Regions from separate parts of the Mus musculus genome. Here region 1 is linked to region 2. The links are chromatin loops, found by intact Hi-C in ENCODE. Cell type or tissue: gastrocnemius. All regions are shown on one strand. Links, peaks and the distances in the headings refer to the core of each region. The heading gives the core; the rest is flanking DNA. Region 1 has its middle 10 kb from the start of Zfp239. Region 2 overlaps Csgalnact2 (chondroitin sulfate N-acetylgalactosaminyltransferase 2).

What was found. Peaks named below come from ENCODE experiments on the same cell type or tissue, not always from the same donor. Only the 100,000 strongest peaks of a DNase experiment are listed, where the experiment ranks them.
Region 1: it touches region 2 in a loop (4-fold over the local background); 2 of 42 quality-filtered maps call a loop at or near these places.

Annotation. Positions count from the first base shown.
Region 1 is chr6:117,846,589-117,858,312 of GRCm38, forward strand. No RefSeq gene overlaps it. Among named protein-coding and RNA genes, the nearest start is that of Zfp239, 10 kb to the right of the region's middle. In gastrocnemius, for the core only: CTCF peaks have their summits at 5,341 (motif pointing right) and 8,991 (motif pointing right); no DNase peak of the experiment used is centred there.
Region 2 is chr6:118,119,452-118,131,175 of GRCm38, forward strand. It overlaps Csgalnact2 (chondroitin sulfate N-acetylgalactosaminyltransferase 2), which reads right to left. Exons shown (of 8, transcript NM_030165.3): 2 at 9,244-10,168; 3 at 6,671-6,887; 4 at 4,861-4,962; 5 at 1,494-1,672; 6 at 159-253. The coding sequence starts at 9,904. Among named protein-coding and RNA genes, the nearest start is that of Gm23908, 13 kb to the left of the region's middle. In gastrocnemius, for the core only: no CTCF peak of the experiment used is centred there; no DNase peak of the experiment used is centred there; H3K27ac peaks cover 1,562 bases.

The DNA of each region.
Region 1 (11,724 bases), core at 1,675-9,674, 270 kb before region 2:
GCCTCTACTAACTTAGAATCAGTAAAGAAGTTCCCTGGGGCTGGAGTGATGGCTCAGCAGTTAAGAGCACTGACTGCTCTTCCAGAGGTCCTAAGTTCAAATCCCAGCAACCACATGGTGGCTCACAACCATCTGTAATGGGATTGGATGCCCTCTTCTGGTGTGTCTGAAGACAGCTACAGTGTACTCACATATAATAAATCTTTAAAAAGAAGTTCCCCTACCAGCAGTGCTGTGCTCCTCCTACGCACTGACAATTTGGAAACCTAACTCGATCTGAATTCTATTTTAACCTCCGGGGAATGAGATTTGGAGAAAATGTAGAGAGGAGAGGTTGGTTTTGTAGAGAGATTTTTGTTTTTTTAATCTGAAGCCACTATAATTCTTCCTGCGAGCATTTTGTAACTAACTGATGAGGTAGAAAAGTTTTCACATTAATGCACTGTCTTAGGGTTACTATGGCTACCATGAATCACCATGACCAAAAGCAAGTTGGGGAGGAGAGGGTTTATTACCAAAGGAAGTCTGGGCTCAAGCAGGATAAGAACCTGGAGGCAGGAGCTGATGGGGAAGCAATGGAGGGGTGCTGCTTACTGGCATATTCATGGCTTGCTCATTCTGCTTTCTTATAGACCCCCAGGACCACCAGCCCAGGGATGGCCTCACCGCAATGGGCTGGGCTCTCCCCATCAATTACTAATGGCAATGCTCTACGGGCTTGCCTACAACCCAGCCTTCTGGAGGCATTTATTTCTTGATTGAGGTTCCCTCTTCTCAGATGCCTTTAGCCTGTATTAAGCTGAGATACCATCATCCAGCACGGGTACCACTCTGTTCTTTGTAGAAGATCTTATAAACTGTAGCCTCCTTAATCTCAAAAAACTCAGGATAGCAAGTTATCATCTACAGGGGGAAATTATGTCAAAGGTCTTTGACAATCACTCAATGGATTTGTTTAGTGATAAAGAGTACTCCCAGGAATACTTAGATAACATTTGAAGATATATACAAGACTAACATTCCCATTCTTTTTTTTTTTAATTTTATTTATATGTTATATGTACAGCATTCTGCCTGCATGTGTGCCTGAAGGCCAGAAGAGGGCAGATATCATTACAAATGGTTATGAGTTACCATGTGGTTGCTGAGAATTGAACTCAGGACCTCTGGAAGAACAGACAGTGCTCTAAACCTCTGAACCATCTCTCCAGCCCAACATTCCCATTCTTAATGACACACACTAGAAATAAATTAGAAATTTTAAAACTGGAATACAGGGCTAAAGAGATAGCTCAGAGGTTAAGAGTATTGTCTGCTCTCTTTAGAGGTCCTGAGTTCAATACCCAGCAACCCCATGGTGGCTCATAACCATCTTTAATGAGATCTGGTGCCCTCTTCTGGTCTTCAGGCATACATGCAGGAGCCTGCTATATAAATAATAAATATTAAAAAAAAAAAAAAGTACACCACAGTAACAATCAGACAGTTTTAACATTGCACACAAGTTCTTGTCATTCAGCCAGGTGTGGTGGCGCACACCTTTAATCCCAGCACTTGGGAGGCAGAGGCAGGCGGATTTCTGAGTTCGAGGCCAGCTTGGTCGTGAGTTCCAGGCTAGCCAGGGCTACACAGAGAAACCCTGTCTCAAAAAAAAAAAAAAACCAAAAAAAAAGTTCTTGTCATTCATTCTTGAAAAGGTAGTGTCTGTGTCCCCTCTACACAGGCTGATAAGTTAATAGAAAACAGAAATGATGCCACATTACTTCCAGTGATAGGCATGAAAAGCCCTTAGAAGGTCTGCAAAGTGTACCTGATCCTTGGGACTACTTGCTCTATGGGAAATCAATTACCACATAAAAAAGAAGCCACTGTCATGTACAAGCTCCGTGTATTCTCCAGCCGATAGGCTCAACTCCACAGACAGCATCATCGCTCTTAATTTTGTTTCTCTTGCTATGATAGAATACCCTGAAGAAAGCAAGCTAGGGAAGAAAGCATATGTTGGTCTACAGTTGCATACTGAGGAAGATACAGCCATGGCCCATGAAACCAACTCAGCTCACTGCATCAGCTGTCCAGAAGGAAAGACAGGGCTGAGCTAAAAAACCTCAAAGCCTGCCCCAGGGGATATATGTCCTCCAGCAATGTTCCACCTCGTAATGGTTTCCTAACCTTCCCAGACATACCACCTGCAGGAGCCCAAGCGTTCAAACACATGAGCCTGTGACCATTTCACAGTCAAACTGACCTCCAGCCACAGTCATGAGTCGCTGCTTATGTCCAGCCCAGGGAAATACCCAGTGCCTACAGTCTCAGCTGACATCCGACAATTAGGCAGAAGATCCCGTAGTGCCAGCCAAGCCCTGTTCTTATCTGGATCCCCTCCTAAGTGCACTCAGGTCCTGACAGAATGTGCTTCCTTAGAGCTGAGAGCTCCAGCCTCCTACTGGCTGTTGGATTAAGTCTAAGGAGCCAGCAGAAGTTTTCTGACATCAGGTAGCCATTTTCTTGAACAAAGAAGCCATCTTTGCAGTTGTTAAATGAATATCCTATAACTCAGCTGCATTACCCCAGTGACAACCCATCACATTTGCCATAGTCTATCAGCTGGAAACAGGCTTCATGCTCTACCCACACTCAAGGGCAGGGGGATGACTGCCTTGCAGCAACCTTACAGTACTCATTTTCTTTGTTTCAAGACTCACTACCTAGCCCTGGCTGTCTTGGAACATACTATGTAGACCTGGCTGGCCTCAAACTCACAGAGATCTGCCTCCTTGCTCCTGTGTATTGGGATTAAAGGTGTGTGCCACTATGTCCAATTAGAATATTCAGTTTCTGATTTGGGGTGGGAGGGGAGAGTGTTGTCTTTGTTTTGGGGGGAGTTTTGCCCCCTTTTTTTCAATTTCTCAAGACAGGGTTTCTCCGTGTAGCCCTGGCTGTCGTGGAACTCACTCTGTAGACCAGGCTGGCCTCGAACTCAGAGATTCTCCTGCCTCTGTCTGCCATGTACTGAGATTAAAGGCAGGTACCACCACCTTATAGCAAATATTCATTTTTCTATCTGCTGAAACAATACTACAAACCAAGTGACTTGAGACAACAGTAGTGTGTTAACTGAGAGTTCAACAATACTACAAACCAAGTGACTTGAGACAACAGTAGTGTGTTAACTGAGAGTTCCGGAGGCTAGAAATCTGAAGATAAAGTATCTGCAGGGTGACAGTCCCACTGAAGCACACAGAGTATAGAAATCTTCAACTCCTGTGCATTACTAGTAATCTTTGGTGTTCCTTAACCAGCCACAGGATTTCATTTCTACTTGTATAGTCTCATGGCCTGTTGTCCCTCTGTCTCTTTGTCTCTTTTTACATAGCATCAGTTATGTTGGCTTAAGGGCCCACCTCTCTTACGCCAGTCAAGTCTCATCTTAGCTGATTACATCAACAAAGACCATTAGTAAGCAGCTCACTGCGCCCATTACACTTACGGCATGTCTGCCATAGTGTCAGAGACATCCTTTGGACAAAAGTATATACATCTAACATGGTGGATTTGCAAATATAGTTCACGGACATCAGCAGCATCAGGAAATTTTCAGCCCCTGCTGATACTTACTAAAAATGCTTGGTCAGGAAAGAGGAAGGGAAGGGACAGCAATCTGTTTAAATATGCCTACTTTACCAGCTGTGTATTGGACTCCCAATCCTACAGGCCTCTCTATGCAAATATAAACCTCCTTTTAGGGGGTGAGGGGGGACAAGCAGCAGGCAGCTTAGAATTCCCTGCCTATTACACAGGGTATCAGGAGAAGGCAATCTTTTTCCATGATAGGTTCCTGATTATTGGACTTTCTCTTCAAGGTGCAATGCCACAGTTCAACATTAGTAGTAAAAGTGTGATTTCTGACCTAATATTTTATGATTTGAGTTTTGGTTTTGGTTTTTGATTAGCTTGTTGGTTGGGATTTTTTTTTTGGTTTGGTTTGTTTTGTTTGTTTGTTTGTTTGTTTTTTGAGACAGGGTTTCTCTGTGTAGCCCTGGCTGTCCTGGAACTCACTCTGTAGACCAGGCTGGTGGCAAACTCAGAAATCCGCCTGCCTCTGCCTACCAAGTGCTGGGATTAAAGGCGTGCGTCAGCTTAGTGCTCCCAGCTTAAGATTCGGAGATTTTTTAATTTTCTTTGGAGTGCATGTCTAGCACTCTCAAAGGGTGTTTTAAAAAGTGCTTGTTCTTCCCTTGGCTTGTTAGTCCTGGCTAAGTGCTGTTGTTGAAGTGGAGACAGTTGGTGCTGGTTTGTGGTCAGCGGAAGCTGGGGTACTCAGCTACTATCTTATGGTCTCTGACTCCACAGACGTGATCAGAGGGCCAAAGGCTCAACGGGAGCCTGTCTATTTTTCTAGTTGTTGGAAAATGTCATTGGAATTTCTTATGATGATTGTATTGTATTTCTAGATAGTGATGGTAATGTAGCTCTTTTTACAGTATTAATTCTGCCAATGCATGGCAGCATGCTAGATCTCATGTTTTCTTCAGGATCTTAAAGTTCTTATTGTTGGGATCTCTTCTCCTCAGCTAGGTTTTTCTCCTGGGTATTCTTTGAAGCTGTTATGAATTTGGCTTTTCCCTTCTCTGTTCCCCAGCACATTGTTGGTATATAGAAAAGCTACTGGTATTCTATGGTGATTCTGCATCCTATTACTGGATGAAAGTGTTTTATCGATCCCAGGAATTTTCTGATGGGATATTTAGGGTCCTGTCATTTCCAAGCAGTGACTTCAACTTCTTCCTCATGTGTACCTTCTTTATCCTTCTGCCATGTTGCTTTATCTAAACTTTGAGCACTCTATGGAAAGCGGGGACTGGGCACCCCTGTGTCCTCCCTGGTTTTAGCAGGCATGCTTTCCCTTCTGGTGAGTGATCCCGACAGGAATGCTGTAGTCAATTTTTGACTGGATTGTTTGCTTTCTTGGTATTTAGTTTCCTCGTTCTCTGTGTAGTCTACATATTCGTCCTCTGTAATATGTATAGCTGGCAAAGGTTTTCTCCCCCACCATAGGGTGCATTGTTATTCAGTTCACTGTTAGTTGTATAAAACCTTTTTTAAAAAGACTTATTTACTTATTATTTTATGTATATGAGTACACTATATCTGTCTTCAGACACACCAGAAGAGGGCATCAGATCCCATTACAGATGGTTGTGAGCCACCATATGGTTGGTGGGAATTGAATACAGGATCTCTGGAAGAGCAGTCAGTGTTATTAACCGCAGAGCCATCTCTCCAGCCCCAATTGTATTTTAAGTATGTTAGTGCTCTATCAGCATGTACACCTTCATGCCAGAAGAGGGCATCAGATTCCAATATAGACAGATGAGAGCCACCATGTGGTTGCTAGAATTGAACTCACGACCTTTGGGAGAGCAGGCAGTGCTCTTAACCACTAAGTCATGTCTCCAGCTGTATAAAACCTTTTTTAATACCATATTATCTGTTGACTGTTAGGCTTATCTTCTGAGTGAATGGAGTTCTATTCAAAAAGCCCTTACCTATACCTGTACCTGTACCAATACCTTACCTACACCTAAATCTTGAAGTATTTGTCCTCTAGCAGTTTTAGCATGTCATTTTTTTGGGGGGGGGGTGGTTTCGAGACAGAGTTTCTCTGTATAGACCTGGCTGTCCTGGAACTCACTTTGTAGACCAGGCTGGCCTCGAACTCAGAAATCCACCTGCCTCTGCCTCCCAAGTGCTGGGATTAAAGGCGTGCGCCACCACCGCCCGACTGTATCAATTTTTTTTAAGATTTATTTATTATTATATCTAAGTACACTGTAGCTCTCTTCAGATGCACCAGAAGAGGGCATCAGATCTCATTACAGATGGTTGTGAGCCACCATGTGGTTGCTGGGACTTGAACTCTGGACCTTCTTCGGAGGAGCAGTTGGTGCTCTTAACCACTGAGCCATCTCTCCAGCCCTAGCGTGTCAATTTTTACATTAACTTTGTATTAACTAACTTTTGTGTAAGTGGAATCTAAGCACCAAACTTTCACTCTCTTACCTGTAGATACCCAGTTTTCAGTGCAGTATTTCTTAAGGGGCTGTCCTTTCTCCGGTGTGTTTTTTGGCATCTTTGTCAAAACCGGGAGGCTATAGCTGCATGGATCTATAACAGGCTGTCTGGTCTGTTCATTACATCTCCATTTTAGTCAGGTTGATGTGATCTCTATGACTGAGTAATAGCGCTTTTAAAAATGTGTGTGGTAATGCTTCCTTGCCTTATTGTTGTTTGCCTAAGGATTGCTTTGTCTGCCCAAGGTCTTCTGTGCCCCTGTACTTTTAAGGTTGCTTTTCTATTTCTGTGAAGATTGTGCTGGGATTTTGATGAATGTTTAGACTGGTTTTGCTAAAATATCTATTTTTACAAAGTAAATCATAAGCATGGAACTCTTCCCATCTTCTAGTATCTTCATTTCTGCTAGGGTTTCAAAGTTTTCATTATAGCTCTCTCTCTCCCTCTCTCTCTCCCTCTCTCTCTCCCTCTCTCTCTCCCTCTCTCTCTTTCAGTTATTGCGTGTGTGTGTGTGTGTGTGTGTGTGTGTGTGTGTGTGTGTGTGTGCATGCGTGCAGGAGGAGGGGTCTCAAAGGGTATAGATCACATGGAGTTACAGGCAGTTGTGAGCTGTCTGATGTGGGTGCTGCAAATCTAACTCAGGCTCTTTGCAGGAGGAGCACATGCTCTTAACCACTGAGCCATGCCTGCAGCTCACAAAGGATTACTCTCAATCAACACTTCCACTCAGGGAGTTCCCCCGGGTTGGGAAGGATAGGATTTGTGAACACTTCCCTGATCAGTTCAGAAATCCAAAATTTAAAAGAGAGTTAAGGGCTGTTGAGATGGCTCAGCAGATAAGAGCACTGAAAGGTCCTCGATTCAAATCCCAGAAATCACATGGTGGCTCACAACCACCTGTAAGGAGATCTGATGCCCTGGTCTGTTGCGTCTGAAGTTAGCTACAGTGAACGTACGTATAATAATAAATAAATCTTTGGGCCTGAGCAAGCAGAGTTGAGCCGACCGGAGCAAGTGGGGCCCACTGGAGTGAGCAGAGGTCCTAAAATTCAATTCCCAACAACCACATGAAGGTTCACAACTGTACAGCTACAGTGTACTCACATACATAAAATAAATAACTCTTTAAAAGAGAGTTGAAGTGGGCTGGAGAGATGGCTCAACGGTTAAGAGCACTGACTAGTCGTTCTTCCTAAGGTTCTGAGTTCCAATCTCAGCAACCACATGGTGGCTTATAACCATCCATAATGAGATCTGATGCCCTTTTCTGGTGTGTCTGAAGACAGCTACAGTGTCTTACATATAACAATAAATAAATCTTAAAAAAAAAAAGAGAGAGAGAGAGAGAGTTGAAGTATCACAAAGAACTCTACCTGACCTTCTCTGTTGAAGATGGTGGGCAGAGTAAGAAGGACTGCTGTGGCTGCTTGGGAAAGAGACCATGCACCTTCATGGGGTGTAATGACAGCAGATGAAAATTCCCCAACTAACAACCTGCATAGGATAGGATAACAATGAGGTCTACCAAGGCCATAGGCAGGGTCTTTGAAGCTTGATCACAAAGATTAGATTATCAGGGATAAATCAGTGCCTGTTCCAGGAGAGAATGGGGATCAGAAGACAAAGGACCTGGGGGTCGGAGCAGTGGTTCTTTCTCTCTCTCTCTCTCTCTCTCCCTCTCTCTCTCTCCTGGTTTTTCAAGACAGGGTTTCTCTGTATAGCCCTGGCTATCCTGGAACTAACTTTGTAGACCAGGCTGGCCTCGAACTCAGAAATCCGCCTGCCTCTGCCTCCTGAGTGCTGGGATTAAAGGCGTGAGCCACCACTGCCCCGCTGAAGTGGTGGTTCTCAACCCTCCTGTGACCCTTTAATACAGTTCCTCATGTGGTGATCCCCAACCATGAAATTCTTTCATTGCTACTTCATAACTATAATGTTGCTATTGCTATGAACTGTGATGCAAATATCTTATATGCAGAGTATCTGTTATGCAGAGTATCTGATATGCAGTGTATCTGATATGCAGAGTATCTGATAAGCAGAGTATCTGATATGCAACCTCCAAAGGGGTTACAACCCATAGGTTGAGAACCTCTAGGTTAGACATAAAGAGTCCTTGGGACCAAGGATGCAAAAGGTACTCTGTAACTTACAGACAGTAAATCATAATGAGCATAATGAGAAAGTGCAGAAGATCTGAAGATGAATCTGGAAGAAAAAAGAAATTACTTTCCTAACAGACCTTAGGGCTGCATGCTCTTCTCCACCCTAGCCTGAATAAGGAAAATAAATGTCCCCTGTCCTCTTACACTGCAATTACATGTTAAACATGAAAACATCTTTGGTTCTGTGGGTATTTTCTTCCTGCCTTTTTTTGCATACAAAGAGTAGTGTCCTACTCAGGTTCAATGGCAATATGCCAAAATTCTGACTAAAGTGTAAACCTTAAGTCCAAATGGACAGATTTTTCTGGAGACGTGCAATAGGAGAAAGCTTGGACATTACAAATATGTATACAGGCAATCATTTTTGCTATGATGTGCCAGGAATATAATTTGGCTTAAACTCTCGCCTGGGAAGATGAAATAAGTGGTAACTAGGAGAGGGAGAGAGAGAGAAAATAGAAAAAGAGAGAGAGTTGTTGAGAAGGATTAGTATGAAGTCTTCTTTATGGTTTTATTATAGAAAGGCAGAGAGAAAGAGAGAAGGTAAAAGAAAGAGAGGGAAGTATGACGTCTTTTTATTTTTGGTAGAAAGGATTAAAAAGAGAATGTTTTAGATAATGGTGGGATTTTTATCCTAGGAATTTAAAACAGAAGATGAAGACAAAGGCATGAAAGTCCTTCACAGAAGGTCTGAGCAAGTTGCACCACCAGGCTTATTTCGGAAATGGGACTGTTGCTGTCTTCAGACACACCAGAAGAGGGCATCAGATCCCATTACTGATGGTTGTGAGCCACCATGTGGTTGCTGGGAAGCCACTGAGCCAACTCTCCAGCCCTGAAAATGAGGTTAAGGGTGATATATGTTAGATGATTAAAGTTTATTAAAAATCCCTAAGGTGCTGGCCTGTGGTGGCACACGCCTTTGATCCCAGCACTCAAGGAGCAGAAGTAGGTGGATCTCTCAATTGGGAGCCAGCCTTGTCTACAGAGTGAGTTCCAGGACAGCCAAGGCCACACAAGGAACCTCAGTCTCAGGAAAACCAAAAGGGAAAAAAAATCCCTAAGGTTAGACAGGTGTGGTGGCCACACCTTTAATCACAGCACTCTAGGCAGAAGCCAGCAGATCTCTGCGATTTTGAGGATACCCTGGTCTACAAAGTGAGTTCTGGGACTATGTAGAGAGAACTTGTCTCAAAACATTTAAAGAAAGAAAATCTCCAAGATTATAGTGCTCTACAGACACAAGAACTAGTTTATAGGCTGGCGAAATGGTTCAGTGGATAAGGGCGCTGACTGCTCTTCTGAAGGTCCTGAGTTCAAATCCCAGCAACCACATGGTGGCTCACAACCACCCGCAATGAGATTTGATGCACTCTTCTGGTGCGGCTGAAGACAGCTACAGTGTACTTATGTATAATAGTAAATAAATCTTTTTTAAAAAAAGAACTAGTTTATATGTGTTAAAATGTAACATACAATACATACATACTGTGTGTTACTATGGTAACACAAGAACTGGTTAAAAAGAAGGAGGGTCTAAGTACAAGGTCATTACTTGTGGTTTTGCTGGCCTCCTTAGGGTTTAACCACCTGGGGAAACTGAGTCATAACAAAGCCAAGGTTCTTTTTAAATTGGGTTGTTTTGACCAAGCCTTTTTAAAATGTTAAAAAAAAAAAAAAGCAGTTTAAAATTACAAACTGATAAAGCTTTCCCTCTGGGGATAAGCTTTAAGCCTACACCAGTGAGGAAAATCAAAAGTTTCCTAGCCTTTGTCCTCAAGGTCAGTCAGGACCCAGAGAATGATAGGAGCTAAATGATCAAGCCTCTTGACCAGAGAGGTCCCAGAAATCTCCAGCAGGGTTGAATCTTATAAAAAGGGGGAGGGAGTGTGCTGGGGATCTCAGAGTGTGAATGCTACAACACAAAGTTACAGTTGTATGGGGGTCCACACTATCTCTAAACGGCGAAGGGCGTGAAACTTGCCAAAGGACAACATTTTACAAGGATTTGTTTTAATGAGAAACAAACTCCATAAGAGAGACCCCCCTAAACTGAAACCCTTTCAAAGTACCAAGAGGACTTCACAGAATGACCTGAGGTGGAAAGTCATTGACTGTGTCTATGGCAACCCCCTCATGTGGATAGAGGCCTTCCTCCTCCCAGCTTCGATGGCTGACACAGTTAGAATTGTCTTAGGGTACATTACGACACAGCTCCTGCCCGGCGGTGGTGGCACACACCTTTAATCCCAGCACTTGGGAGGCAGAGGCAGGCGGATTTCTGAGTTCGAGGCTAGCCAGGTATACAAAGTGAGTTCCAGAACAGCCAGGGCTACACAAGAAAACTGTCTCAACACCTAATGCACTCAGGAAGCAGATGCAGGTGGATCTCTGTGAGGTCAAAGCCAGCCTGATGCACAGCCCAATACATGCACCAAATCCTGGGCACCCAGTTTCATAAGAAGCTACTACTGGGATAACTCCAACTCAGCAATAGTACCAACTCCATTTTATCCAATAGAAAGGTCATATGGACAAAAAAAAAAAGAAAGAAAGAAAGAAAGAAAGAAAGAAAGAAAGAAAGAAAGAAAGAAAGAAAGAAAGAAATGTCATTGCATTAAATGGCATGATATAGCAAATGGAAGAAAGAGATATATACAGACTATTCTACACAATGTTGCTTTTGAAATAAGTTCTGGGTTTCTTTTGTTTGTTTGTTTGTTTTTTCGAGACAGGGTTTCTCTGTATAACCCTGGCTGTCCTGGAACTCACTCTGTAGACCAGGCTGGCCTCGAACTCAGAAATCCGCCTGCCTCTGCCTCCCAAGTGCTGGGATTAAAGGCGTGCGCCACCATGTCCGGCTTTGAAATAAGTTCTATGGTAGCCCTGGTGGCCCTGGAACTCTATGTAGACTAAGCTAGCTTGGAACTCACAGAGATCCCCTTGTGTCTGCTTTCTGAGTTGTGCAATTAAAGGAATGTGCCACCATGCTCACCTAGTTAGGTGGTGGTGGTGGTGGTGGTGGTGGTGGTGGTGGTGGTGGTGGTGGTGGTGGTGGTGAAATTGACACAAGCCCTGGCCATCTGAGAAGGACCTTCCCTTGAAAACATTCCTCCCACAGGCAAATCCGTGGAGCATCTCTTGATTTAACAATTATTGTAGGAGGGTCAGCCCATTGAGGATAATCCTACCTAATTGTGATACCTATAAACCACACTGTTCAGCATAGCAAGAATATCCCCCCCAAAAAAAAATGCAGCTGGGGAGACAGATCAGGGGTTAAGAGCATTTGTTGTTCTTGCAGAGAGTCCAGGTTCAGCTTCCAGCACCTATGTGGTTAACTACTTTCTATAGACCACAAGGTGGTGCACAACTCTAATCCCTGTAAAAGGCAAAAAGTCCTTGTACACACAGATAGGTTCTGGAGAATCCAGGAACTATTTTACATAGGCATTCTTCAAAGGAAGGAGATGCTTAACCTATC
Region 2 (11,724 bases), core at 2,342-10,341:
AATGAAAACCTTCAATGAGGTGGAAATACAAAAGAGGCTATGGGCATTGAAACTGCTATTTTTTTAAATTGGAACTTTATTTTTACTTGTACAACAAACACAAAGGAAACTAGAAAAAAAATCATTGTGCCTTTCATAACAAAGACACAAAGTCTCACCAGCTGCTGCTCCACAGGGGGCGGCACGTCCTGGTTGGCATAGACAATGGCAGGGTTGTAAAGACTGAACACCACAGGGTAAAACACCTTTTTACCTGTAAATAAAAATATATGTTCATCTCACACACATGAAGGACTTTGATTACTGTATCTATGGAGACTTTCTCTTTTTATCATTGTGCTAATTTTATCAATACTATAGAATATCAATGTTCACTTGATAACAACAGGTCAAACTGAAACTGAAGCTGCAAAAAAACAACAACAACAACAACAACAACAGACTAAAGGATGCTGCACCCCTATTCCTTTCTACCAAGGGAGGAACACAAAGGCGAGCCCTCCCTCAGTCGCTCAGGAGGTGAGCCACTTCATGACTCTGTTTTCCCTAGGCACCAGTAACAGTTGTAAATTAACCTCTGACAAGCACCAAGAAACTCAAACATGTCTGTTATTACTCTTCAAAGAAAATCAATAAAAACAGTAAATACATAGAATACTGCACAGTGCATAGATATATAAAGAATAGTAAAAACAGAACTGCAGACAGAAAAACCAAGATCTGGGATCTTCTGAGGAGACCTTGTCATTCAAACTGATGGCATTGAGGGACCTCACCAGCTAACTAGGCCATTTCCCTAAGTAGAAGAACCCTTGCTTCAGCCGGATATTCAAGCATCAAGTATTCTGCCGTAATGGTCAGGGAACCATTACATGGCAGCCTCTTTATTTTTTCATACTTATAAATTTATAAATTTGTTTTATACCTATAATATAAAGCAATGCACCATAAGCAACTTTAAAGTGTCTAACCTGGAGACCAACCACTACTTGTACATGGACCTCTGCATGCCTGTGTAGGTGTGTGCATGAATGCGTGTGTGTGCACACACTATCTCCTGAGACTAAGAACTTCCAACTCACCCTTCTGCACCACCTGTGATTCTTTTTGACCTGAGTCGCTTCCTCATCATCAATTCCAGGTTTCCCCTCCTGTGTATTCCCTTCCTCTCCATGCCTCACACCCACTTAGGGTTTTATATATGCTAGGCAACATTCCACAACAAAGAGCTCCCCAACCCTCTGCATTTCTTTACTTCCCTTCAGAAAGAACTATAAGAATTTGACTCCAAGAAAACAAAGGGTTTGAACATCAGAGGGTCAGAGTTTCAACTTACTACTCATTGTTTCAATTAAATTATGCCTAATAAAACTTTAAAACCATCCCAAGGTTGAATGAAGACGTATTTCCCTCAGATTAGTGTGATTCCACACTGACTGAACCACGCTGATACCCTAAGCAAGACACTCAGCTCATGTGACGGTTTTACGCACCTGGCTCAGCATTTAACCGGCAGCTGTTAAGGAATTCAGCTGAGAAATATATATCAACATCACAGAAAAACATCAAGACCTCTCCCTTGTCCCAAGCTCGGGCACCCACATTTAGTCCTCGTCCACGATTAAATTCTTCGTCCAACGAGACCAAGGTGTAATTGTGAAAATCAGACTCACTATGAGGAAAGCAAAAACAAGAGCTGATAAGTCCCATTTAGAGGTTGACAATGTCTTTTCTTCAACAGCAGTTACAATGGACTATATTTTAAATAACTTATTTTTTGTTGTTGTTGTTGTTCTGTTTTTGTTTTTTCGAGACAGGGTTTCTCTGTATAGCCCTGGCTGTCCTGTAACTCACTCTGTAGGCCAGGCTGGCCTTGAACTCAGAAATCCACCTGCCTCTGCCTCCTGAGTGCTGGGACTAAAGGCGTGCGCCACCACGCCCGGCTCAAATAACTTATTATGTTGGCTCTATATTCACACTGGGAATGAAATTCTTCAGCTTCTTGCATTTGTTCATTATCAGGAATAGATTTTCACCAAATGCTCACATTTGAAGCAACATGCTAATGGTACGAATTTTAAAAGGTGCATTGCCTTTTGAGATCTTAAAAAACGCACTGTGGAAAAAAACACAGACACATGGCAACACAGCCATAGTTTCTGGTAAGCAACAATGCATTCTATACCAATGAGACACACAGAGTGCTCTCCTAGCCTCTTTCAGGTCCTCACGCAAACCTTCCATTGTCAGAGGCTCCTCCCTGATAGCACGTAGGAAGGAGGTTCTCTAATCTCTATCCTCTCTTCCGTGGCTCTTCCTTAGTATCATGTGGCATGTTTGTGTACCTCCCTACTCATTCAGAATAGATTTTGTGTTCATTAATATGATTCATTGGCCCTCACAAGTAGTTCAATAAATATTTGCTGAATTAATGAACAAACCGTGGTTTCAGGAAGAGATTGCTTGTGCCTACAGTAGCTAAATGTCGGATGGGGAACTTGAATTCTACCTTGGTAGAATCCCAAAGTCAGTGCCTGCAAGTAGAAGGCCATTTCAGACGATTCTCAGAAGCACAGAAGTAAAACAGCACAGAACACTTTAGAGAAAGTAGCTGGGTCAGATTAAGCATATGGGAAGGAACAGTGAGGAGGGTCACACCAAGGGGCCCTACAACAGGAAGAAAGAGGAAAGCCAGACTGAGCGCACCGTCCATCCCAGGTCAAACAACTGTGTTAGTTTGAAAAGGAAGGAGGAGCCAGCAGGGTTTCTAGGTCAGTGGCTTTCACAGGGAAAGCCTCAAGTCATCTGGTGGCAAGTTCTCGAGCTACCCTCCGAGTTGCTGACTTAGAAGCAAGGAGCAGAGTCAGCTCTCAGCTTTAGTAAGCCCCCTAGGTACCACAGGCACTTACTAGAGAACCACTGAACTAGGGGCCTGTGAGGAAGCCTGCTCTTAGAACAGGACAGCATGGTAATGGAAAGAAAAAAGCGAAGACTCATACAACACATGGAGTGACTCAAGTGCTCGGGGTACCCAGACTCTCCTCTCCATCTTACGGTATATAAATCTCTCCCTTCTTTTTGAGAAATTGCCCACTTCCAGCCTGGATGCCCTGATCACAGACTATGGCTCATCTACCTACCCTACAGCAGTATTTCCCTAGGCTAAGGACTAGGCTTATGTGTGGCCAATTGTGAATTCTCCACTCCACTCAGCACAATGACTGAGTAGCTCAAGGGTGGGGAAGACATCCTTCCCTGGGATTTTCTCCACTGAAGCTCTCTGATGAAAACGCTGAGAAGATGTGAGCCAGTGTCCCTCATCATGTGGAGGAAGCCAATCTGCAGCAGGAGAATGAAGTCAACATGTAGAAAACAGACAAAACTATGGAAATTTTTCATGGCAGTCAAGTGTCTGATTCTAGTCCTTCAGGCTCCAAAGTTATTTCTGTTATTTTCTTCTCCAAACTTACTTGCACTGTCACTTCTGGGAGGTAGCCAAGATCCTTCAATATTACTCATATTCTCCTTAAGCAGGCTCAAGGTCTCTCCCATTTTCTACAGAAGAATCTTGACAACACAGGAAGGCGGTTTCAGTAATCCACCAGGGAAAATGACTGGTGCTTGGTAGCTGATTGAAAGCAATAAAGTGGGGAGTGGGGTGCAGGGAAGTGAGGACTGGCATCAGCCAGAGGGAGACAGAGAAAAGGTCCCAAATAGAAAGCGACTCAGCAGAGACAATTAGCAGTAAAAAGATACATGGCTCTCAGATAGTAGGCCCAGGGGCTATGAAAATGGTGTGATTCTGAGCTCACAGAGGACCACCATGATGTGGAGAGTCACATTTATGTCCATCAAGGCTGTGAGAGCCTTTGCAGGACAGGGACAGGCTCTACTCTCTCAGTTATGTCTTTTCATTGCCTGAGTTAGACTTTCAAGCAGCATACCTGGAATATAGTAGGTGGGACTCAATACAGTAGCTGAATAATTCAAGAAAAACGAAACCAACCAGCAGAAAGATAAAAAAGCCATGAAAGATATGCAGGTTATGTGTAGTAAGAGCGGACAACCAGCCTAACATAATGCAGCATATTTGCATTAAGAAAATAAAAACTGTGTACTTGTGTACTGCAGAACTGGGTGGGGACTGTAAAGACTTAGGAGCCATAAGCACCATTTTCAGGAGAGAGAAGAAGCATGGGTATTCAGGAAGGAAGAAAGGTAAGATGATGGTATCAAAGCAGAGATAGGATTTAGAAAAGCAAACAGAACCTGTAAGAGTACAGCAAAGGGGGCAAGTAGGTAGATCACAGATAGCCCTGATCACCCCGGGCTGCCTGCTAAGCAATAAGGAAGATGGATTGTAGAGTCACATAAGATGAAAAACTTACTATCATTACCAGCCATCCACATATACATGCCCAGACAGCTTTGTGTGTGTAATGTAATGTATGTATATGTATGATGTGTATGCATGTTCATGTGTGTGCACATTTGTGTGCATGCATGTAAATATCAGAGAACAATCTTGGGTGTTACTCTTTCCTTCTATATTGTTTAGGACAGGGTTTCTGTTTGTCACTGAACACTTCAGTTGGCCTGTGCACTTCTGGAGATTCTGTCTCTGCCTGCCGTCTTGTCATAAGAACATGGTTTCACATGCCGGCTTCCATGCCCAGCTTGCCCATGGGCTCTGAGGACTCGGGCTCAGGTCCTCGTGCTTACACAGTGGCACTGTGCTGACTGAGCATCTCCTCAGCCCCTCAGCCAGATGTTAAAACAACACTACATATCTGAAATTCTCACTCTTCTCACACTTTAACACCTAGCATTACGGACCTCACTGTGTTTTGGCTTACCAACCTTGAGACAGATTCTAGAATAGACTTGACTTTAGATAGTCCTTCTTTCCCAAAATACACAACGGTGAGATGAATCCTCTTGTCTTGATGAATACAAACATCTCTAACAGAATTGAAAAATAAAATTTGTTCAAGAAGACATACAAAGCACCACTTACTCAGAAATCTATCACATGAAGTTTTGGCAAGAAAATAAATAAGACATTATCAATACAGAATGCAATCGCATGCAGTAGTAAATTAATATTAAAGTGATGATATCACTCAATTGTTGGAGATATTACAGCAAAGCACAAAGTCTGTGGGCCAGTGAATATGACCCATTGAGGGCCATGGCTACTTTATTGCCATATTTCAAAACATTGTTGGAACATCTGCAGTGGGATTGCTTTCAGTAGCAAATTAAAAACTATTTAAGGAAGTATGCCCAATCAGTTCAGAACCAAATAAATAAATGACTGTCTCAGATCAAGAGGCTGTTCTCAAATGGAACAAAATTCATAAAAATTAGCTAGTGGCTGGTATACAGTGATGACACCTGTGACCAAGACACGGCTACCAGGATGCAGGTTACTTACTAAAGAGGGTAATGAGGTCTCAAAGCAATTGCAAGAAAAGCAACTTTAACAAGTTGAAGGAAATCATGTCTCATGGAGCTATTTCAAACAGGCAAAACTCAGTTGGAAACATGACTTCTGGATATTCTACCATAGGATAGAGTTAGCTAACTTTAAAATAGGAAAATAAAGAAGAAGTAAAATTAGTGTTTTAAAACATAGCAATTATTAAGTTCAAACAAAAATGCAGCATTTTCCTTAAATGTTTTTTCTAACATAACTTTAACACTTAGCATTTTAAAGTACAACTTGATGGCAAAGAAGAAAGACGTAAGTTCTCCTACTTTTAGTTGAATGATTGCATTTTTAAGTTTTATTTCAATCTTAAAACTCAAATTGCCAGGCAGTGGTGGCGCATGCCTTTAATCTCAGCACTTGGGAGGCAGAGGCAGGCGGATTTCTGAGTTTGAGGCCAGCCTGGTCTACAAAGTGAGTTCCAGGACAGCCAGGGCTACAGAGAAACCCTGACTCAAAAAAACCAAAACAAATAAACAAACAAACCAAAATTCAATTTGCTGTCAAGAAATTTTACTGGAAGAGGGCAATGTTCTAGCTTTTCATTGAGGTGGTTTGTGAGTTTACACATTTGTCAAAAGTCATGAAAACATGACTTAACCTTCAAATATCCATTACATTATCTTTAGACTATATGGAATTTTTATTGTACATAAATTAGTCTTCAATATAGTTGACTTTTAAAAGTTCACCTTTCTGGGTTAGAGAGATGGCTCAGTGGTTAAGAACACTGGCTGCTCTAGCACAGGACCCGGATTTGATTCCCAGCGCCTACACAGAGGCTCACAACCACCTATAACTCCAGTTCCAGGGCATGTGATGGCTTCTTCTGGCCTCCATGGGCACTGTACACATGTTGTCCACATACATACACGAAAGTAGAAACTCATACACATAAATCTTTTTTAAAAGTTCAGCTTATCTTAAATTCAAACACAATTATAAAGTCATCAAATTGAGTCTCCAAGTAGTTGTCACCTCAGATTTATATCATAGTTCAAACTGTCAAGAAACATAATGCAGCATACATGCTTTGAGAAAAATAAAAATCTAAAATACCCTATAAAGCTTATATAGTTATTCTATAGCGCTGAGTAATTATACTTGGTGAAGATAAATTAAGTGAGTCTGCACAAAACAAGGTAAAGAACTTAGCCAAATCTGCGAGTTCTGACTTACCTGAAGTTCTGCATAAACTGTGAAAACGCCTCTGTCCTCTCCGCAAGTGGCACAATGATATTAATAACTGATCTTGTAATGTCGATCAGTTCATTCTTCACTTTCATGAGAGGTCCAAAAGGGCGGAAGAGGGTCACATGTCTGTACTCCATAAGGTCTGCTTTCTTAAAAAACAGTTCATACTGCGTGCCTTTATCTCTCTCAGTGCGATAATAGCCTAAAGCAAAGAGTTTGGAACAAAAACAACTTCATGTCAACATTTATATTCAAGAGAAATACAGATTTCACTCAGGCAAGGATCCAAAGTACTAACCAGTCTATAGGGATTTTATCTGTTTGTGGAAATACCTACCCCTATGTACAGCCAGAAACAGCTACTCTTTAGAAGAAAAGGTTTGTTAAAAAAAAAAAAAGCTTTGCTACATTATTCAATCCACAAAAATAACCCGCTACAGTAATTACTCCTTTTTACACACAACTCCTTCTCCTTAACACCAAACCATATTGCCTCAGTGCTAAACAAACTGCTTCTGAAATATTAAATTCTGAGTCCAAGAGTCAAAACCTGTACTACTTGGTTCAAGTCAACAAAAATGAATTAAATACTTTCATGTTAGTCACTGATGATTCAGAGACCATGTGGTCTCAGTTATGAGGAAGGGCCAGGATAGTGAGGAAGTCAGAAAGATAAACACTAATGATATCATGTGTAATGTGTGTATCTCATATATATATATATATATATATGTGTGTGTGTGTGTGTGTATGTGTATATATATATATGCACATGTATATATTGTGTGTCTCTCTTTTATATGTGTGTATATATGTATGTATTCAAAGAATACTAGTATAAATTTCAATACAATGATTTGGGATGTGTTTAGAAAAAAAGGATGGTGGTTGCCTGGGCAATATGATTTTTTTTTAAAGTGTAATACTCAGGAGAGAAAGGTTAGACTTACCCCAACTCTCCTAAAGCTTCCAGTCTAGACAGAAAAATCAACCAGGAGGTGGGCAACACCCTATAATGCAGCAAGTCCCATGACAGAGGGTGCACTATAGAGGTGACAAGCGCACACGGAAAGCACTGCTATTTTAGGCTTGAGGTTAGAGGCCACTTCCTGGAAGGAATGCCATTTACACTAATGCCTGGAAGAGGAATGGAAGTTGCTTAGTGGTTGCTAGTAGCTTAGAAGACACTCATGGCGCAGTGGAGGAGAAGTAAAAGACAGTCTACAGGAGCTAAGGGGATTAGAAGCAGAAGCGGCAGAGTGCGCAGCTGTCATAACTTCCTGCTTTTAAGGAAGAGTGGGAATGAGGACGTGCCACATGCGACTCAACTGTCCTATTTCATCTGCAGCTTTCAATTCTGCTGTGAAATAAAAACAAAAAAACTAAGCGTTCCAGAAACTTGGAAGAATTTTGAGAAAAACAACTAATAAAAATTATCATGATGTGGTAGCAGAAAAGGGGGTCATAGGAAGAAGATGGCTAAAATGCCCACACAAAGCAGAGTGCCCTGCCTGACAGACTTCAGGAATCATACCAGTGATAGCTATGATGGTTTGAAGTCCAACAAAATGCTGTATGTGGTAGGCTGTGTATAGAATACAGCAAAACAAGCTTTTAAAATCCACTTGTAGCCAAAACGGTTTTGTTTGCAGTGGAATGGAAATGCCTAGCAGTGGGCATTAGTATAGAGACAGGCAGGAATATACATCTATTTCTTTTTTTAAAAACCTAATAAATATCTAAAATTTATATGACCTTTGAGCTATATAGCATCTTCAAACCATATGCTGTGGCTGGAGAGATGGCTCAGTGGTCAAGGGCACCAGCTGCTCTTCAAGAGGACCCAAGTTTGATTCTCAGCACTGTAAGTCCAATGCTAAGGAATCAGACACCTGCCTCTGGTCTCTGCAAGCACTGCACACATGAGGTACACTATACATGCAGACAAAGCACTCACACACATATAAAGGAAAGACCTCATATCCATTTTGCAAGCTGTATTATGAAATGTGCTATTTCTTTGTTTCCAAGTGTAAAACTGTGTATTCCTCTTGATGCTGCGACCGTTTACTTCTCTAAAGACGGAACAGCCACTGACCTCCTGCACTAGCTTTTCCTTCCTTATCAAACAGTTCTCACATTTTGAACCTTAGTTCATCCATTAAAAAAAAAAAAAAACCCATAAGAGGAACGTCAACAGCAGATAAGAGAGGAATGCAAACCACACGGCCCACAAGAGCCCTTCAACGTGGTATTCTTATATTTAGACTTAGACTTATTCTGTTTTCCTAATTCTTATTCTTGTTTTTATTATGATCTCATTTTAACTTTGTCCAAAAGTCAGGTCAAATTTTTGGTGAAATTAAGTGGATAAAAATATAAATGCCTTAATACTATGGAAGTAATGACATATTCACATATGCTACTAGAATGCTGTCATACTAACATAGGAATTTATCAAAAGATTAAAAAATGTTTTTCTATTTGCATGTCTGTATACACATATGGAGGTCAGATGACAACTTGCAAGGATCTTACCAACATATTTTTCACATTACCTTCTATGAAGTCATTTTCATTAAATATCAGTTTCTCTCCAAGGGGACCCTCCTCATCTTCCTGTGCATCATCTTCATCAGGATTATTAATGACCTCCACGCCAGCTTCAATAACTTCTACCAGTTCGTCTCGTTTGTCTTTTCTAACTGGCTTTTCTTCAGGATGGCGAGTGAGACCCATTTCCAACTGAAATACTTTCATTAAAGTAAAACTTTCAAAGGGAACGACTCCATACTCACTGGGGAGTTTGGCCCCCACGCTAACTTCAGCTCTATCGATCTGGGAGTGAAGAAACTCTAAGAGGTCACTGGGTGCCTGCTCTCTGTTGCCAGGATAGCCTACGCCGTTAGCCCCTAGCTTCTTTCTCTCTTGCAAGGCTCTCATCTTCTCACTCATATCTTGTAATTCTTGCTTTAGCTGGGCAATCTGGCGTTTCAGACTGGTTGCCCTGGTTTGGTAATGTTCTTCTTGCTCCTGCAGGAGGGCCTGGTAATATTCTTTACCATAATTTTCTCTAACAACACCAGGAAGAGAAGCATTTCCATCAGTCTGGGGGGCACATTCCAGGAGGTACATAAATAATACTAAACTGAAGAGCAAAGCAAGGCCCAACAGCAGCCACTGGGTCCGGCTGTGCAGAATCGATCCTCTTCTAGACATTCTCACTAGAGTGTGTTTGCCTGACAGGACAAGCCCTCTGCTTGTTCATGACTTTAGTAAAAAATTACCAAAAGTTAAAAACAAAATTAGAATTTCCATAAGAGGTACCCAAGTGCACTCTGTTGTAGTTTTAAAAGATTCTTTCTTCAGTAGTCATGACTACTTGGTAGAAGTGAGAAATTAACAATACTTCCTGTATTGTTACCATGATATCCACACTAAGCAATCTGATCTATAAAATCCATTATCTGGGTGGTGACTTTTCTGAAAGAAACAGATCAGAGTCAATCAGAACTTTGTTTCTTTAAGTAGAAAGAAACAGCTTCAATAAGCCTGGCTATGTTACTACTATATGCAGTATTCCATGGAGATGATAATATAATTTAGAGTAATTGGCAAGCACTGGAAGAAAATATTCAGAAAAACACCACACAAAATACTAACATATTGTGAATAAAACTTTAAGCCAGTTTGTTTAAACACGTTTTACTTCTTGAACCAAGCAGCATCCAAATTATATACAGTAAAATTATGTTCAGTTTTTAATAATTAATAATTAAATTATTTTACAATCATGCTGCTTATAACTCGTTACTAACACACCACATCTCAACAAAAGCATGCACTATGTGGGAACTGGATTTCTGTAAGTAATCTCATTATAGCAATAATGATTTGCTGCAAGAAAAAGTCCCTCCAGGTATACTCAAGTAATCTTGCTCATTAATTTCAATCAAGCGGGGTGGGGTACAATTTCAAAAGGTCACTGACATCTGCAAAACACATTAAAAACATTTTTACATCCAAAGTTCTCTGGTAGATTACTCCAGCATTAGATCAGTTTCCACTGCATGACTCAGCAGGGTTCCTTACAGTTCTGGAAGATTTGGAATTGATATAGAGAAAAACCACAGATGATTTAATTATGTTTGTCTGCCTAGAGAAAAACGGTAAATTTATAACACTACATGCTACCTTTCATGCTCCAGTCTGTGAGCTCTTCCAGTCTAATTCTAAAGTAGGATTATTAACTCTAGAAATAGAAGAGATTAAACTCAGGCAAGAAGAGGCAAGAAGTCCTCTGCCGCAAACAGAACTTCCACTCCAACCAAGCACTTCTGAGCAGGATAATGTGACACAACGGCCCCAGCTTACAGGAATGCTTTCTGCAGCACACTCAACCTGGGAAGCTGACCAGTAGGCCATCCTAGTTACTTGTCTTCGCAGTCACTAGGAAAACCTGGGTGTCTTCTCCAGAAAATTCTGCATCATATACTTTTTGTGATTTACATCACATTTGCATTAAAATATAGATAAAATTAAAACTCTTTATTACTATTAAGACTACAAAAAATGGGCTTAATTTCTCTAAGCCATGTGTTAATTTAGTAAACCAAACAAATGACTACTAAGTATCCTAAAATATTTAATTGACTGTCTTATGACATCTGATTGTCAATTTCATTTAAATGTTGGAGAAAATGGGAATACTTTAAAGTTTTAACAAACTAAAAGAAAATGAAAAGCTAAAACTAGTTCTGAGGATTTGCCATTCCTCAACAAATATAATATTTAATATAAGAACCACTTAAATGTCATTACTGAAAAAATTAATTGAGGGATATTTCTTAACTATTTAAATTACTACTATTCTACTTGTTAGGGAAAAGAAAGGTTACATTTGAAAAAGCAGAAACATAATTTTTCATAAGCTGTTATGTTAGTAAGTCAGGTATGATGGCACACACTTTTAATCCCAGTACTTGGGAGGCCAAGGCAGGTAGATCTCTGTGAGTTTAAGGGCAGCCTGATCTATCTAG